Linked DNA regions of Homo sapiens: region 1 is linked to region 2. Evidence: chromatin loops called from intact Hi-C (ENCODE). Cell type or tissue: natural killer cell. All regions are shown on one strand.

The links. Peaks named below come from ENCODE experiments on the same cell type or tissue, not always from the same donor. Only the 100,000 strongest peaks of a DNase experiment are listed, where the experiment ranks them.
Region 1: a loop joins it to region 2, with 10 times the contacts of the local background. A loop is called at or near these places in 53 of 110 quality-filtered maps.

Annotation. Positions count from the first base shown.
Region 1 is chr10:50,221,104-50,229,103 of GRCh38, reverse strand. All of the region lies in intron 7 of ASAH2 (N-acylsphingosine amidohydrolase 2), which reads left to right. Among named protein-coding and RNA genes, the nearest start is that of ASAH2, 26 kb to the left of the region's middle. RefSeq lists a silencer at 4,489-4,668. In natural killer cell, no CTCF peak of the experiment used is centred here; a DNase peak (open chromatin) is centred at 4,583; H3K27me3 peaks cover 284 bases.
Region 2 is chr10:49,589,269-49,597,268 of GRCh38, reverse strand. No RefSeq gene overlaps it. Among named protein-coding and RNA genes, the nearest start is that of SLC18A3, 17 kb to the left of the region's middle. RefSeq lists enhancers at 1,533-2,032, 2,033-2,534, 3,143-3,642, 3,643-4,144. In natural killer cell, CTCF peaks have their summits at 2,549 (motif pointing left) and 4,012 (motif pointing left); DNase peaks (open chromatin) are centred at 2,558 and 4,038; H3K27me3 peaks cover 285 bases.

The DNA of each region.
Region 1 (8,000 bases), 630 kb before region 2:
GTCTACATCAAAAAGAAAGTCACAAGTGCAGATAATCTGAGTGGTAGTTGTGGTCAGTGGAAGAGCTACTACTCACATAGCTACACTTACGAAGGCAGCTCTGAGACAGGTGAGGAGGCCGACTTATTTCTTCAAGGATGCTGCAACTGAAAAGGCTTTGTCTTGCTTTTCTTCTCTTTGCCTTCCTCTTTTCTTCCGCCAAGTTTTCTTCCTTGAATTTGCAGCAGTCACATGGACTCCTCTTCTCCTTCCTTCTCCTTCTCCTTCCTCTTCTTTTCTTCTTCCTCCTCCTTGCTCCTCATCCCGCTTCTCCTCCTCCTCCTCTTCTTCCTCCCCTCTTTTCTCTTCTCCTCTCCTCTCCACTGCCTTCTATTTATGTATTGCAAACCCTTTTATTCTTATAGTCAGTGGTCTTGTAAGGGAGCCCTTTAAAGGCATATTTTTAAGATGACAGGGGCAGTGATTTGTGTAAGCTATTTGAATCATTTGTGTAAAAAGTTAAAAAAATCCTATTTGTGCTATTACACTCATTTATTCAAATGGTGTTGACTTACAGAACTCAGTTGCAGTATATATATAAATCTTCTCTATCATCTATGACTATGACTTCTTTATTTAAAAACTTTTTTTACATAAAACTGTTTTGTTTTTAATTGACACAGAATAATTGAATTATTTTTCTTGAATTGTAATGTCTGACTGTTTATTCTCTATGGTTTTCTGTATTCTGACTCTATACTCTCCCCTCCGTCCACTTAACCCCACTCAAATTGCAAATGCTGAAACCTTAGTGACTGCCCTCTACCAAACCATTCTTGTTCTCTTTTTTTCATCTCATCTTGTCTTTGTCTTCCTAAATGCCTTCTCTATCATTAGCATGAATTCTGATTTATAAAGCCTTCCTTTCTGTTTATTTTATTTATTGCTTTTATTTAAAAAATAAATAGAGACAGGGTCTTGCTATGTTGCTTAGACTGGTGTTGAACTCCTGGCCTCAAGGGATCCTCCCACCTTGACCTTTCAGAGTGTTGGGATCACAGGCCTGAGCCACTGTGCTTGGCCCCTGCTTTCTTTTTCTATATCTTTCACTGAACCTCTTTTTCTTGTTCCGCTCCATGTTGTGAAGCTTGATGCTGTCTTCCTGCTCTAACTTTACTTTCTGTTTGCCTGTATTCTTCTTCAGTGGAGCTTGGTCATGGTTGTGAAGTGAGCTTTCATCCTGGGTCAGGTTCACCCCTCTCCCCTGCCCCGTAGGTGAAGGTGCCTAAAAGGGCTTTTAGATGACCAAGATGGTGACTGTTGACTGATAACAAAGATTGATCAGCCTAGTGTAGTTTAAATTGTCCCAAGTTTAGAAACCAAAGCCATAAAAAAATAGTTGGCTGGAGATATTGGACAACTTGATTGTTAGATTTCTGGAAAGTTCTTACTTAACCTGAAAAAAATCTGGGAGATTATTTTTTTTTTCTAAGTTTTTTTTCAGTATAAAAATAGTGTGTGCTTACCATAGAAAACTTGAAAAATAAAGAAAGTAGAAAGGAAGGAAAAATTAAATTAAAATTATACTACCTCGAATCAATCATGGTTAATATTCAGGTGCATTTGCTTCTGTTCATTTTTCTATGTGGAACATATAATAAGAAATACACATGACTAAAAGCTCATTCTGTAAACGTGAATGCTCACTTGGTTTCACTCACTGTGCACTAGAAGCTTTAAAATACTATAAAAATATTAACAATGTTATCTCCATCACTGCAAAAACAAGTATCTGTTTGTTTTTGCAGTGATCCTCTTCTTATCTAATAATGTGTTTTTTTTGTCTTAAAGTCTACATAGTCTGTTAATGTGGCTAACCCAGAATTTGCCATGTATATTTTTCTATCATTTTCTTTGAACCGTTCTTTATTCTTACATTTTAAGGGTGTCTCTTATGAATATCATATAGCTTTAGTTATTTCTTTTGTACTCTGACAATCATTGTTTTTTAAGTGAATTTAGTGTATTTTCAGGAATTGTGATTATTATATCTGAACTTTTCTGTATCTCCTCACTTTGTGCTATTTGTCTCACCTTTTCAGTGCTTCTTTTTCCTCCTTTCTCATCTCTTACTTTTTTTGGATTGATAGCTATTTTTAAAATATATATTTAAATGGCAGATTGTAGTTTATAAAAATGGCTGCAACAACACAACAATTGCTCTTATTCCATGTTTTATCCAAAGTGACCTTGCCACTCTCCATTAAAAGGTGGAGATTATTTTCCTAGTTCTTGAACTTTGGCTGGTCCTGTGACTGCTTTGAACAATAGAACAATGCAGAAATGATACCGTGCCAGTGCTGGGCATAGTTTTTTTTTCAATAGACTTTATTATTATTTAATTAATAAACTATATTTTTAAAAGCAGTTTCAGGTTTACAGCAAAATTGAGCAGGAAGTACAGAGATTTCCTATATGCACCTTCTTCCAATACATGCACAGCCTCCCTCACTATCAATATCCCCAACCAGAGTAGTACATTCCTTATAACTGATGAACCTACATTGACACATCATCATCACCCATAGTTTACCTTAGGGTTCATTCTTGGTGTTGTATCAAGTAATTTTTAAAATCTTCTTTTCTTTTATATATTTTCTAAAATTTCCACAGTAAGAAAAAAATTAAAAAGTCAAAAAATCGTGTGGAGATCCTGACACTCAGAGCCAGCTTCTATTAAAAGTTTGTTACATAGTCTTTCAGACTTTTTCTAAGCACATTTATAATATTTTTCTTAAAAAGTGGGATTTTATTATATTTACAGTTTGTTAACTCTATTTTTAATTTAGCAATACCTTATGAATATCTTTCAATGCCAGTTAGTATTTTTTAAATCACCATTTAAAAATTGCCATGTAGTATTCCATTCTATGTATCATAATGTACTCAACTAATCAGCAATCATTTGTTATTTAGATTGTTTACAGTGTTTTCCATCATAAAATACATCGTGATAAACATTTTTTTTTTTTTAGATGGAGTCTTGCTCTGTTGCCCAGGCTGGAGTGCAGTGGTGCAATCTTGGCTCACTGCAACCTCCACCTCCTGGGTTCAAGCGATTCTCTTGCCTCAGCCTCCTGAGTAGCTGGGATTACAGGTGCGCACTACCACACCCGGCTAATTTTTGTAGTTTTTTAGTAGAGACGGGGTTTCACCATGTTGGCCAGGCTAGTCTCAAACTCCTGACCTCAGGTGATCTGCCCGCCTCGGCCTCCCAAAGTATTGAGATTACAATTGTGAGCCACCACATCCGGCCTATGATAAGCATTCTTGAACAGATACATATTTGCCAATGATTTCCTTAAGCTAAATTCCTAGAATGGGATTCCTGAGCCAAAGAGAATGTTTATATTTTAAAGCTTTTCCTATAAATTGCCCAACACCCCTTTGTTGGTTTACTCTCCCATTACTCAAACTTGAGCAGAATGTTGTTTGTCATACTCTTGCCAATCTTAGTATGACCATGCTTTACAATTGTTGCCAAGTAACAGGCTTAAAAAAGTCAAATCACTGTTGTTTTCCTTTGAATTTCTTCAATTCACGGTTTGGCTCAAATAAAAAAACAATAGTCTATTGGCCATTTCCTGTTTCTTGTTGCACTTACCATGTAATGTGCAAGGATTTTTTAATTTTTTAATTTTTATTGTTTGACAGAGTCTCGCCCTGTCGCCCAGCCTGGAGTACAGTGGCGTGATCTCAGCTCACTGCAACCTCTGCCTCCTGGGGGTTCAAGTGATTCTCCTGCCTCAGCCTCCCCAGTAGCTGGGATTACAGCTGTGCGCTGTCATTCCCGGCTAATTTTTATATTTTTAGTAGAGATGGGGTTTTGCCATGTTGGCCAGGCTGGTTTCAAACTCCTGCCTTGGCCTCCCAAAGTGCTGGGACTAAAGGCATGGTGCAAGGATTTTGACTGCTGTAACTTAATGGAATTTACCCTAATGAGATATTTCTCCAATATTGTTATTTAGAAGGTCTTTTTCATTCAGGATTTTTGAAGATAACAAAAGGATTCCTTGAGAACGTACATCACTTCTCTGGGGTGGAGTTGGTAGAAATATTCTGCAGGATGCTTGTCCCAGGTGTGCCTGTAACTTTAGGAGGGCTCTTCTGGCTAGAGCTCATTATCTTTTTAAAATCTGAGCAGTCCGGTGTGTATTCTTTTCTTCTGCTGGTTTAAAATTTAGCTTGCCTTTTAGGTAAAAGTCTGGGCCCAATAATCCTTCCAGTATAAGACAATGAAACACCCTTTCCTCTTCTTCTCCAAACAGTTTGCAGTGGGTTGGGGTGAGGATGATTTTGAGGGAGTGAAAACGAGGGTGTGAAGGTAATTAATGGCAAGTGCCACACAAGATAGAATGTGAAATTCCAGTGGCTTAACACATTGAAGACTTATTTTCCACTCATGGAAAGTCTAGTGAAGATTGGGTAGTCCTTCTGCACACATGTTATTAGTCAGAGGTATTCACACGCCCCACCTTGCAAATGAGACTGGGAAATAGAAGAGCACATGGGCATTTTGTGAGCACTCACGTCTCTGTCACAAGAGGGCAGGCTATCCTCACTGAATCATTTCATGCCCATACCATGTGGGTTGAATATACATGTGTTGCGAATGTTGAACACCGCCCCCATATATTTAACATTGTATTAATCTTACAAATCATATATATATTTGTATATATATATATTTATTTATGCTCAGAGCTTTGTATCTCTTTCCTTTATCATCATTATCATCATCTGCAGCTGCAGCAGCAGTAGTATCAGTATAGCATCACCAATATTCTTGTAGTGAACATTTATTCCATTCTTGGTATCAGCCAGTCTTTGTGCTAAGCACCTCACATGTATTAGTTATTTTAATTGTCAAATGCAGGTACTACTATTATCATTATGTTACAGGTATGAACACTGAGGTTCAAATAAATTAAGTAACTCATGTCTGACCCCAGAGCTGGTATTTTCAGCTACTGTAACACAATATTAGCCTCTGTATTAGTTTCCTAGGGAAGCCACACATTATCAAAGACTAGGTGGCTTAAAACAACAGAAATTTATTCTCTCACAGGTCAGGAGGCCAGAAGTCCAAATTCAAGGCATTAGCAGGGTTGGTTCCTTCTGGAGGCTCTAAGGGGGGAATCTGTTCCATGCATCTCTTTTAGCTTCTAGTGGTTGCCATCAATCCTTGGCTTCATTGGCTTGTAGACACATCCCTCCAATCTGTGCCCCCATCTTCATATCACCTTGTTCTCTATGTCTCTGGGTTTCTCTCTGTTCCTTTCCTCTTGTAACGATGCTAGTCATTGGATTTAGAGCCTACATGCGGTCAGTATAATATCACTTAATCTTTACCTTGATTACATCTATAAAACCCATATTTGCAAGTAAGTCACATTCTGAGGTTCCAGATGAGCATGCATTTTTGAGTGACACTATTCAACCCATTACAGCCTCCTATATTTTATTTCCTAAAGAGCTCCCATGTTGCTATGAATCTTCATGAACGTACCTTTGAATGGATACACAGTATTCTATTTCCCTATTTGTGGGCGTTTAGGTCGGGGAGGGCCATGCTAGCACGTAGAACCTTTGTCTAAGTTACACAAACGCATCCTCTTTTCTGGGCTGGCTGAAGTGCCAGGCTCAGTGAGCTGCACAGAGGCTGGATTTAACCACCTACTTACCCCCTTTGCCAGTGTTCTTTGTACAGGGCACAGCTTGCACACTGGACATGGAGGCCCAGGTCTGAGTGCATGGAATCTGCTTTTACCTTTGTTTCAGAGTAGGGCACATGCAATGTCTGAATCACTAGAGATCTTTTTCTCCAAATGCCTCCTTTACACAGAAGGAAAAAAAAATTGTAGTGTTTTATATTAATATGTTGTTTACTGATTCTATAATAGTTGAAATCTATTATTTTTCAGTCTCAATAATTTTTAAATTTTAGTCCAGAAATTTTGACTAATTTTGCTACAAACTAGGATAAGGTCCCCAATCTCTTGACTTTCTGCTGTATTTTTAATTACATCATGCTGATTCACGTAGCACCTTGCTTCCTATTTTACATTTAGCTGTGACATAAGCATTATTTAAAAATGCTTATTATTAGAGATGTATTCATCCTTTTATGTCTGAATTCTTAACTTCTGAAACTAAAGCTTTCTTCCTTTCTTTTGAACTTTGCTTGGAAAAATATTTTTTGGCCAGATAAAATAAAATATAAGTACTGCGTTTTAAAATTAAAATGATCACCTTTCTGCATATCTTTATAAATATTCATCCATAACTATAGTACTTTGGTTGCTGTGACAAGTTTGCTATTTTAATAGTGCACATTTCAAAGGACAATGGAGGAAAAATATGACATCTTCCTTTCCTTCAATTTAAATAACTTTTTTCTGAACACTTATTTTATTTTAATTTTCTAGAGAAAAAGTTCAGTTTATTTTCTGAGGCTTAAAATAAATGGAATAAAGAAGAAATCAAGCCAGGTGTGGTGGCTCATGCCTGTAAAAGCAGTACTTTAGGAAGGTGAGGCAGGAGGATCGCTTGAGCTCTGGAGTTGGAGATCAGCCTGGGCAACATAGTGAGACCCCATCTCTACAAAAAATAAAAAGAATTAACTTGGCATGGTGGTGCACATCTGTAGTGCCAGCTACTTGGGCGGCTGAAGTAGGAGGACCACTTGAGTCTAGGAGGTCAAGGCTGAAGTGAGCCATGATTGCACCACTGCACTCCAGCCTGGGCAACAGAGTGAGACACTTTTTCAAAAGAAGAAGAAATCAAGTCTATATCTAACTAGTAGAGTGAAATTCTTAGTACATGCTTTCTCCATAGTTACCATTGTGGCCAATTGTGCAAGGTCCTTGATGGTAGGAAATGCATCTGATTCCTCTTTACGATCCTTCACACAATGCCAATCAACATGATTCCCAATAAATTCACTCTGATTGAATGAATGATACAGCTGCCATCTTTCCTTGTCCATATCCATTCTGCTCTGGCCGCCCTGACTATCCATTCTCTGAACACAGGGCCCTCCTTCATATCTCCATGCCTTTGCAGATGTTATTTCCTCTGCTAGGAGTACTCGTTATCTAGTGATTCCTTTGCGTAGCTCTTCCTCATCTTTTAAGACCTAGCTCAAGTGTCACTTCTTTTGTGAAGCATGTCTCAAGGCCAAGATGATACCTCATTTATCTTTATGTTCCTGGTGGCTGGCACAGAGTCAAAGTTAACCAAATGTGTAGTGAATGAGCAAGTGAATGAAGAGAAGGGACAGAACCAGGATTCCACAGTGGATAAGAGCATATATCTCTATCTCTATCTGTATCTATCTATCTATCTATCTATCTATCTATCTATCCATCCATCTATCTATCTATCTATCATCTATCTATCTATACACACACACACACACACACACACACACATACAACCTGAATTCATTGCTCTGCTTCTTGACTTACCATTGTGTGACCTAGGTCAGGTAACGTTACCACTCTGGGACTTAGTTTTCTTAGTTGCAGAATGAAGATAATGATAGTACTTGACTCAAAGGGTTCCCTGTGAGAATAAAATGAGATCTTGTACATAAAGTCCTTTGTCTAATAAGAGCTAAATAATGTCAGCAGAATAGTTCTATGGTTTTTCTTTGATTGTAATGGAAATATTCAGTGTTGGCTGAAGCTGGCTGACCTCAGTGTGATGGTATCAGATGGAAATGTTTTGGTTGGGAAGCCAAAATGCTACCACCACATTTTCTTCCAAACTAAAGAAACTCCAAAAAAGCAAAATCCATGTAACTGGAAAACACTAGTTGATTAGAATTTCCTGATACTTGAGTTCTAAGAGAAAGAGACAAAACCACACACACAAACCTAATAGAAGAATATTCCTAAATGTAAACACCTTGCAAATAACTGCGAGGGGATGACTCTTAGAATATCTTCAGCCCAATA
Region 2 (8,000 bases):
GGTGGGCAGATCACTTGAGGTCAGGAGGTTGAGGCTGTGGTGTGCTAGGATCGTGCCATTGCACTCCAGCCACTGCACTCCAGAGACAGACCCTGTCTCTGAAAAACAAAAAGCAACACAACAAAACAAAGAAACACAGAAAAGGAGATCCAGGATCCAGGAAAGCACAGAGGTGGAGGGCACATTTGAGGAAGTGGGGAATAGAGATGGGTGGCTGCCCACAGCAGCAGGAGCAGGAGGGAGTGGGCTGGGCTGGCTGCATGCAACTTTGAGAGGGGAACCTGGACGGCGCTGGAGGGGCACCTACTGTTGTTAGGACCCCACATCTGTAGAACCACAGAAGATGAGGTGCTGAGAAACCTTTTTCTCTGAAATCTTAGACAGCCAGACACTGGGCTGCTTGGAATCCTAAGTGAGAATGGGACCTCCCAGTAGTCTCTGGAGGACCCAAGTCAGGGGCTCACTGTGGCTCAGAGAAACAGCCTCCATTTCCAACCCGGCTGCAGAACTCCAGGTAAGGGACCTCAGACACAATCTGCCACATTGATCTTAACTTTGTAGCTTCCAGGGGCACAGGAGCCAAGGTCCATCTCTCAGCAGAGCCCTTCCCTACAGCCCTGTTTTATGTAAATCTGTCCCTGTGCTCCACCCTTCCCCCATCCTGTAGTCGCCTGTTACTCCTCTTGGGGGATGCCCCATGCTCCCGGGTGTGCACTGTGCAGTCTCTCTCATTGCACCAAGGTAACAAACCTGACTGTGTTGGGCTCTAATGGTGCCTCCCTGGGAGTCCTTATTAGATGTGCTTTGCTCTCCCTGGTTGACAGGAACACCCCACTATGGATGCAGTCTCAAAACCCTTTCACAACTGCCATTGCACTGGTGAAGTCAATACGATGAGTAGCTCCCTTTTACAGATGGAGAAGAGGCTCCTAGATCTCTTGTAAGTGGTGCTGGAGTCAAGCTGCAAAGCCCAGGAGACTCGCAGGTGCCAGCTGCAACAGGCCACAGCAGGAGGGACCTGGGCCTGGGTCCCCTCTGCTACAGTTGAGTAGAACAGAAGTGGCGGGCTGTAGCCAGGGCTTCACACCCACATACATGTTTCCAGCTTCTCTTGAAAAACAAGAAAGTCTGGTGACTCTAGGCCCCATACTAGCCCGGTAACTGCCCCGCTGATCCCTTTAGACCCAGCACACACCCTCCCGTTTCTCACGGGCCCCATCCAGCTACTGCACTGGTTTCTGTGATTCTCCTGCATCCTATAGCCATTTGAGTTTGTAATCTATGCTCCACAATGTTTCTGACAAAATGGGAGGCCCTTTCTGCTCCTAAACTGCGAGGCACAGGAAACTCACTGCTTCCTGAGGGAAGGGAAGGATGTCCATGTACGGGGGCCCTACCATGTGTGACTCGCTGTGCTGGGCATTTACATGCTTGCTCGTTTAGTGAACTGTGAGAAATGTAGGTTTGGCTTCATTTCAAAGATTTGCAAACTGAGGCCTCAATAGCAATGGAGTCTCGGTGACGTTTGGTGACTTGGATGAACCCTGCAGGAAGTGATGGACTGAGACTGGGCCAGATCTGTTCTCCTCCACAGACCATGCTCTGTCAGCTGCTGTATCCAGACTTCTGTTCTAAGGCTTTGGGGGTCATGTCATCATCTCTTCACCTCCCTCCAGGCACCCCAGGTGGAACACCCTCATGGGGTGTGACTGAGGGTATCACTCGGCCTTTTGTGGGAGGAACGAGGACAGAGCTGGTGGAGTAGGAGGGCCCGGTTTGGGTTTTTCCTCTAATTTATCAGCTGGGGACCCATGGAAAGAGAGCTCTGTGGTGCATAACGTTTGACCTCCAGTTCCGGGGCTGGGAGGAGCCAACAGCCAGAAATGCAAACCCCATTCCCCAGGGTAGATTATAGGGTCTCTTCCCAAGAGGAGACACAAGACCAACAGAAAACCAGCAGCTCCAGGGAATCAGTGTGAGAAGCAAGAGGCAGGAAAGGAGGAGACAGGTGGAGACGGCGGCCACAGTGCTCAGGCCAGCAGGACAGCTGGGGCAAGGGTGGCCAGCCTCAGGGCTATTCTTGCAGACACAGGGCTCAGACCACCCCCGTCCCTGTTTCAGACTGGACTCAAGGTTGACTGCAGCAGGCACCTGAGTCTCACAGAGAGCTGCCTGCATTTTGTTTCTTTCAAAAAAAGCAGTTTAGTGGCTAGGCAGAAACTGTTTGGTAAAATAAACACATAATCGACTCCTCGAGTAGCACCTGCTAATGTTGGAGAAAATAGCCCTGTGCTTGGCTGCAGGGTTTAACTGCTCTTGGGGTAAACCTGAGTGTGCACCAGAATCACCTGGAGAGCTTCTCAAAATGCAGATTGCTGGGCCTCATTCCTAGCAGTTACTGATTCAGTGGGTTAGGGATTTGCCTTTCTAACACGTTCGCAGCAGCGTGTTGTTTGTCCTTGCCTGGGATGATTCTACACTTTCCGGTACTAGTGGGAAGACCACACTTCCAGAACCTTGGCTGGGCTGATTCCATCACTGGTGTTTGCTGCCACCATCTGGTCACTCCTGAGAATGATGTGCTCTTTCTCGGGTTTGCCTCAATTTCGTTCATTCATCTGGTTGTTCATTTTAATTTTTATTTCACTGAAAGTATCTTCACTGGGATAAATTACCTTTCTTATAGGTCTCTCAATGAAGATTTGATTTATCCATTGGGCCTTAAAACTTCTTGTCAAATTTTGCCAATGTAACTCCTGCCTCTGCAAGTTTTCTTTATGAACTATTACTTTATCCATGGTTTAGTCAATTAAAAATTTTATCTGTGATTATTTACCTATTGTATTTTGTACTGATTATTTATTTTTTCTTCTTTTTTTTTTTGATATGGAGTCTCACTCTGTTGCCCAGCCTGGAGTACAGTGGCGTGATCTCAGCTTACTGTAGCCTGCTGTAAGCCACTGGGCTAGAGGTTGCTTGTGTGCAGGATGACTGTGGGGCAGCTGACAATACAGCCCCCTGCTCCCTGTTGGTCCTTGGAGATAAGGCAGAGAGCACTGTCACTCGCTGAGTGCCTGGGCCCTCATCTCAGACCGGCTGCTGTCCAGATCCTGGCCATGCCACTCAGAGTGATGTGACTTGGGTGTGGTGGGATAGACACTTGAATGTGGGAAATGCAGGTTGTTCTTTGAGCACCCAGGAAGTAGCAACTCCTCCAGTGTGGGAGAATCAGGGAAGGTTTCCCAAGGAACTATGGCTAAGCCGAATATCCCCAGAAAAGTAGAATAACCCCGCATGTTCTCGAGGGGAGAGTAGAGAACAGCTACAAAGGCAGAGAAGCAATCCCCTAACAGCTGGGCAGTGGTAGGGAGGGTCACCCATACAATATAGTGTAGACTCCCTTTTGGGTCCCCAAATGGATCTAAGAGTAAATCAGAGTTCAGTGGACATGGAGAGGGTAGTGATTTTCCAGGAGGAGGGACAGCCCATATGAAAGGAGTCTGCCGGTTCAAGACCCATGCGGAGTTGAGCAGGGCTGGGTGTGATGATGCAAGGGGTGGAGGGGAGGCTGGGCTGAGCTGAGGCCTGTGCGTCCACCACACCACGCTGGCTCTCGGCCTCAGCTGGAGCTCATCACACTGAGCCATGGAGCGGGGCATTGCACACAGAGGGGCAAGCTTGAAATGAGGTTGAGTTGGCACCTAGGCTGACTGTATTAGAGACTTTAACTTGCTTCTTGTGTTTCTTGAGTCTTTTCCACCTTGCTTGAAATAGCCATAGTGCAGCCATCCCTCCACTGACTCCTTTACCCATTTATCTGTCTGACCATCTGTCCTCCTTCCGTCGATTTCTCTACTGGGTGATGGGAACACAGAGGAAAATGGGCCATGGCCCTTCTGTCCAGATTCCAGACCCAACAGCCTTTCCTCATGTGTCTGGATGTAGAGCCACTCACCCTACTCTGTCTCGTCCATGAAATCCTGTTCACCTTTCAAGGTTCCCCTTTCAATGAATCCCTCCTCTGTGAAGCTCCCCCTGGTGGTGCCAGGCAGAATCAGCACCTCCCTACACTGCTGCCTGGGACACAGTTCCTTGAATGAACGGATAGATGAGCCAGGAGTGGTCACTTCCTGGTTATTTCACTGCATTGATCCATTCATTTGCTGTTGAGTCAAGGAAAGGTGAAAAAAGAAACAAAAAGGGGGTCTTGGCAGCAGCTCTCTCGTTCTGCAACTCAGAGCTGAGACCAGATGCCAGCCTGACAGATGCTCGGAGCATCCCTACCTGCCTCACCCCACCCCAACAGGCTGTGGGAACCTTGAGAGGTGCATAACTCTGGGGAGGCACTGGTCGCGGAGTCTGGAAGACTGGTGCTGTCTGCCCCGCCATGTCTTTCTCTCCAGTGCACATCCTGTCTCCACCCTCTCACATCTGCCTCTACTACCTGTCTTGCATTCTACAGCAATGAGCAGAAATTGTAGCCACTACTCAGGCATGCAGGAAATAGAAATCCTTTTTATTCTAATTCCAACCCCCACTCTGATGAAGTGCAAGAATCCTAATCTTGGCCAACACAGGACCTTCTCTCTTCCCTTATAGCTGAGGCTGGAATTTGGAGAAGAGAGGGCTTCTGCTTCTTGGTATCATTTGTCTGTGCATGTCATGGAGTGGGGAGGGTGGCATCCTTCATCCCTGTTGTGTGACCTCATGACCTCTTAGGGTCTGGCTGGCTACCTTCCTGCCCCTTCTGGGCTGATTTTGGCTCTCAGGAATTCTTCTGTTGAGAGATTGCCTAAGATTCCCTCTGCTTAGACGTCCAATGCAACCCTTCCTTCCTTCCTCCCTCCCTCCCTCCCTCCCTCTCTCCCTCTTTCCCTCTCTCTTTCTTTCTCTCTTTTTTTTCTTTCCTTCCTTCCTTCTTTCCTTTCTTTTTTTTTTTGACAGGGTCTCACTCTGTCACCCAGGCTTGAGTGCAGTGGTGCAATCTTGGCTCACTGCAACTTCTGCCTCCCGAGTTCAAGCAATTCTCATACCTCAGCCTCCCGAGTAACTAGAACTACAGGCGCGCACCACCATGCCTGGCTAATTTTTGTATTTTTAGTAGTGACGCCATTTTGCCATGTTGGCCAGGCTGGTCTCGAACTCCTAACCTCAAGTGATCTGCCTGCCTCGGCCTCCCAAAGTGCTGGGATTACAGGCATGAGCCACGATGCCCAGCCTGATGTGATCATTTCTCTTGAGAACACCCCTGCTACATCTCCAGAGTCTTACCTGGATACAGGCTTAGCTTGCCTCTGCTCAGAGACCCAACACACTTACCTGTATTCTTATGTTTCCCTCAGTCTCAGCCTGCGAGCAACTTGCAGGACCCCCTCTTTGGGATCTGCTCAAATCTACTCTCTCGTTGTTCCCCCCAACTCCTCTTTTTCCTGTTAGCCTTGGTAATGGGGTCCTGATTGATGGGAGGCTGGTGGTGAAGTAAGGAGAGGTGGTGGAATCCTTATTCTTATCCACCATGTTTTTCTTGTCCATGAAATCCTATTCGTCTGTCAAGGATTATCTTTCAGTGAGTCCCTCCCCTGTGAAGCTCCACCTGATGGTGGCAGGCAGAATCTAAGGGCCTTCTTAGGCTTTGAGACTCAAAGCCTGAAAAATGTCCCTTTTTGTAATCTACCTTCTTTTGTGGGGTCATGAGCACCCAGTGGGGAAGGACTGGGTGGGGTGAGGCAGGAACAGTCAGGAATGAATGTTATCCTCCTCACTGCCTCGCAGCAGCCCAACTTCCTAGACCCCACAGGTTCCCATCTGTATCATGCAGTGCCTGCTCAAACCCATGGCTGTTACTATGAGCTTGCACCAACTGGTGCTATTCCACTTCTGGAACTATATGGGACTTCTAGTTCCAGAAGTGGAATAGCACCAGTTGATGCAAAAGTAATAGATATATAATATATATCTTACTTTTCTGTAATATATAATATATATCTTACTTTTCTGTAATATATATAATATATAACAGAATATATATTACAGAAATTAATATATATAATATATATTACAGAAAAAAATGAGAAAGGAATCAAAGAGGTACACTCCAAAAAATAAACTAAACAGAAGAAACATGTAGAAACATGTAAAAACATGCAGTGTAAAACATGCAGAAAAAATGGTAAAATGGCTGAAATAAGTCCTTTCTTATCAGTAATAACTTTAAATGTAAATTTATTAAACTCTCCAATCAAAAGGCAGAGATTGGCAGAATGAATTAAGAAAACAATCCAACTGAAGGCTGTATATGGAAAACTCACTTTAGATCAAAAGACACAAGTGAGTTGAACATGGGAAGATAGAGAAAGATATTCTATGCAAATAATAACCAAAACAAAGCTAGGATGGCTACACTAATATCAGAAAAAAATAGTCTTTAAGTCAAAAATCATTACAAGGGACAAAGAAAGTCATTGTGCATTGATAAAGGGGTCAATTAATCAAGAAGATATAACAATTATAAACATATGCACATTAATCAAGAGAACCCTAAATTAAATGAAGCAGACATTAACAGAATTAAAAAGCAAAATATTTCCATAATAATAGCTGGAGACTTCGAATACTTACTTTAAATAATGAATAGAAAACTATAATTAAATAGAGGACTTCAGCAACACTAAAGATCTAACTAGACTTAACATACATCTACAGAACACTCTACCCAACAACAGAAGAATACACATTCTTTTCAAGTGCACTTGACTGCGCTCCAGAATAGAACATGTTAGGTAATAAAGCAACTCAATAAGTTAAAAAGCTTGAAATCATACAAAATATCTTCTTTGACCACAATGGAATAAAACTAAAAATCAATAGCAGAAGGAAAACTGAAAAGTTTATAAATATGTGTAAACTAAACAACACACTCTTAACCAATAGATACCTCCAAAGTATGAGGAATAGAAAATACTTAGAGATGGATGAAAACATCAACACAACATACTAAAATGTAGGGGATACAGCAAAAACAGCACTCAGAGAGAGCTCAGCAACTTAACTGTAATATATTAAATAACTAGAAAAATCAGAGCAAACCAAACCCAAAGCTCACAGAAGGAATGAAATAATAAATATAGAGCAGAGACAAATGAAATAGAGACTAGAAACACAATAGAGAGAATCAACACAACAAAAAACTGATTATTTGAAAAGAGCAACAAAATTGACAAACCTTTAGCTAGACTAAGAAAATAAAAAGGAAAAGATGCAAATAACTAAAATCAGTAACGAAAATGGATACATTACTACTGCTTTACAGAAGTAAAAAGGATTATAACAGAATACTATGAATAATTGTGCACCTATAAATTAGATAACCCATATGAAAGGGACACATACTGATATGGTTTGGCTCTGTGTCCCCACCCAAATCTCATGTTGAATTGTAATCCTGATTGTTGGAGGTGGGGCCTGGTGGGATCATGAGGGTGGCTTCTAATGGTTTAGCGCCATCCCCTTAGTGCCGCCTCGTGATACAGTTCTCACAAGATCTGCTTGTTTGAAAGTGTGTAGCACTTCCCCCATTGCTCTCTCCTTCCTGCCAGCCATGTGAATATGCGCCTGCTTCCCCTTTGCCTCTTCCATGATTGTAAGTTTCCTGAGGCCTCCCAAGAAACAGAAGCCTGTACAGACCTGCAGAACAGTGAGCCAATTAAACATCTTTTTCTTTATATAAATTACCCAGTCTAAGGTATGTCTTTATAGCAGTGTGAGAATGGACTAATATGCATACAAATTACCAAAAGTGACTCAAGATGACCTCATAACAACAGCCTATTTTCACTATCAGTGTCGATCTCACCTAATCCTATACCTTTAAACACTATCTAAATGCTGTGATTCCTGATTTTTTTCTGCAGACTGACTGTCTCTTGAACTCCAACACATGTATATTCAGCTTTCTATTCAACAGCTACACTATGATAGCTTATAACATTTCAAATTTAAAT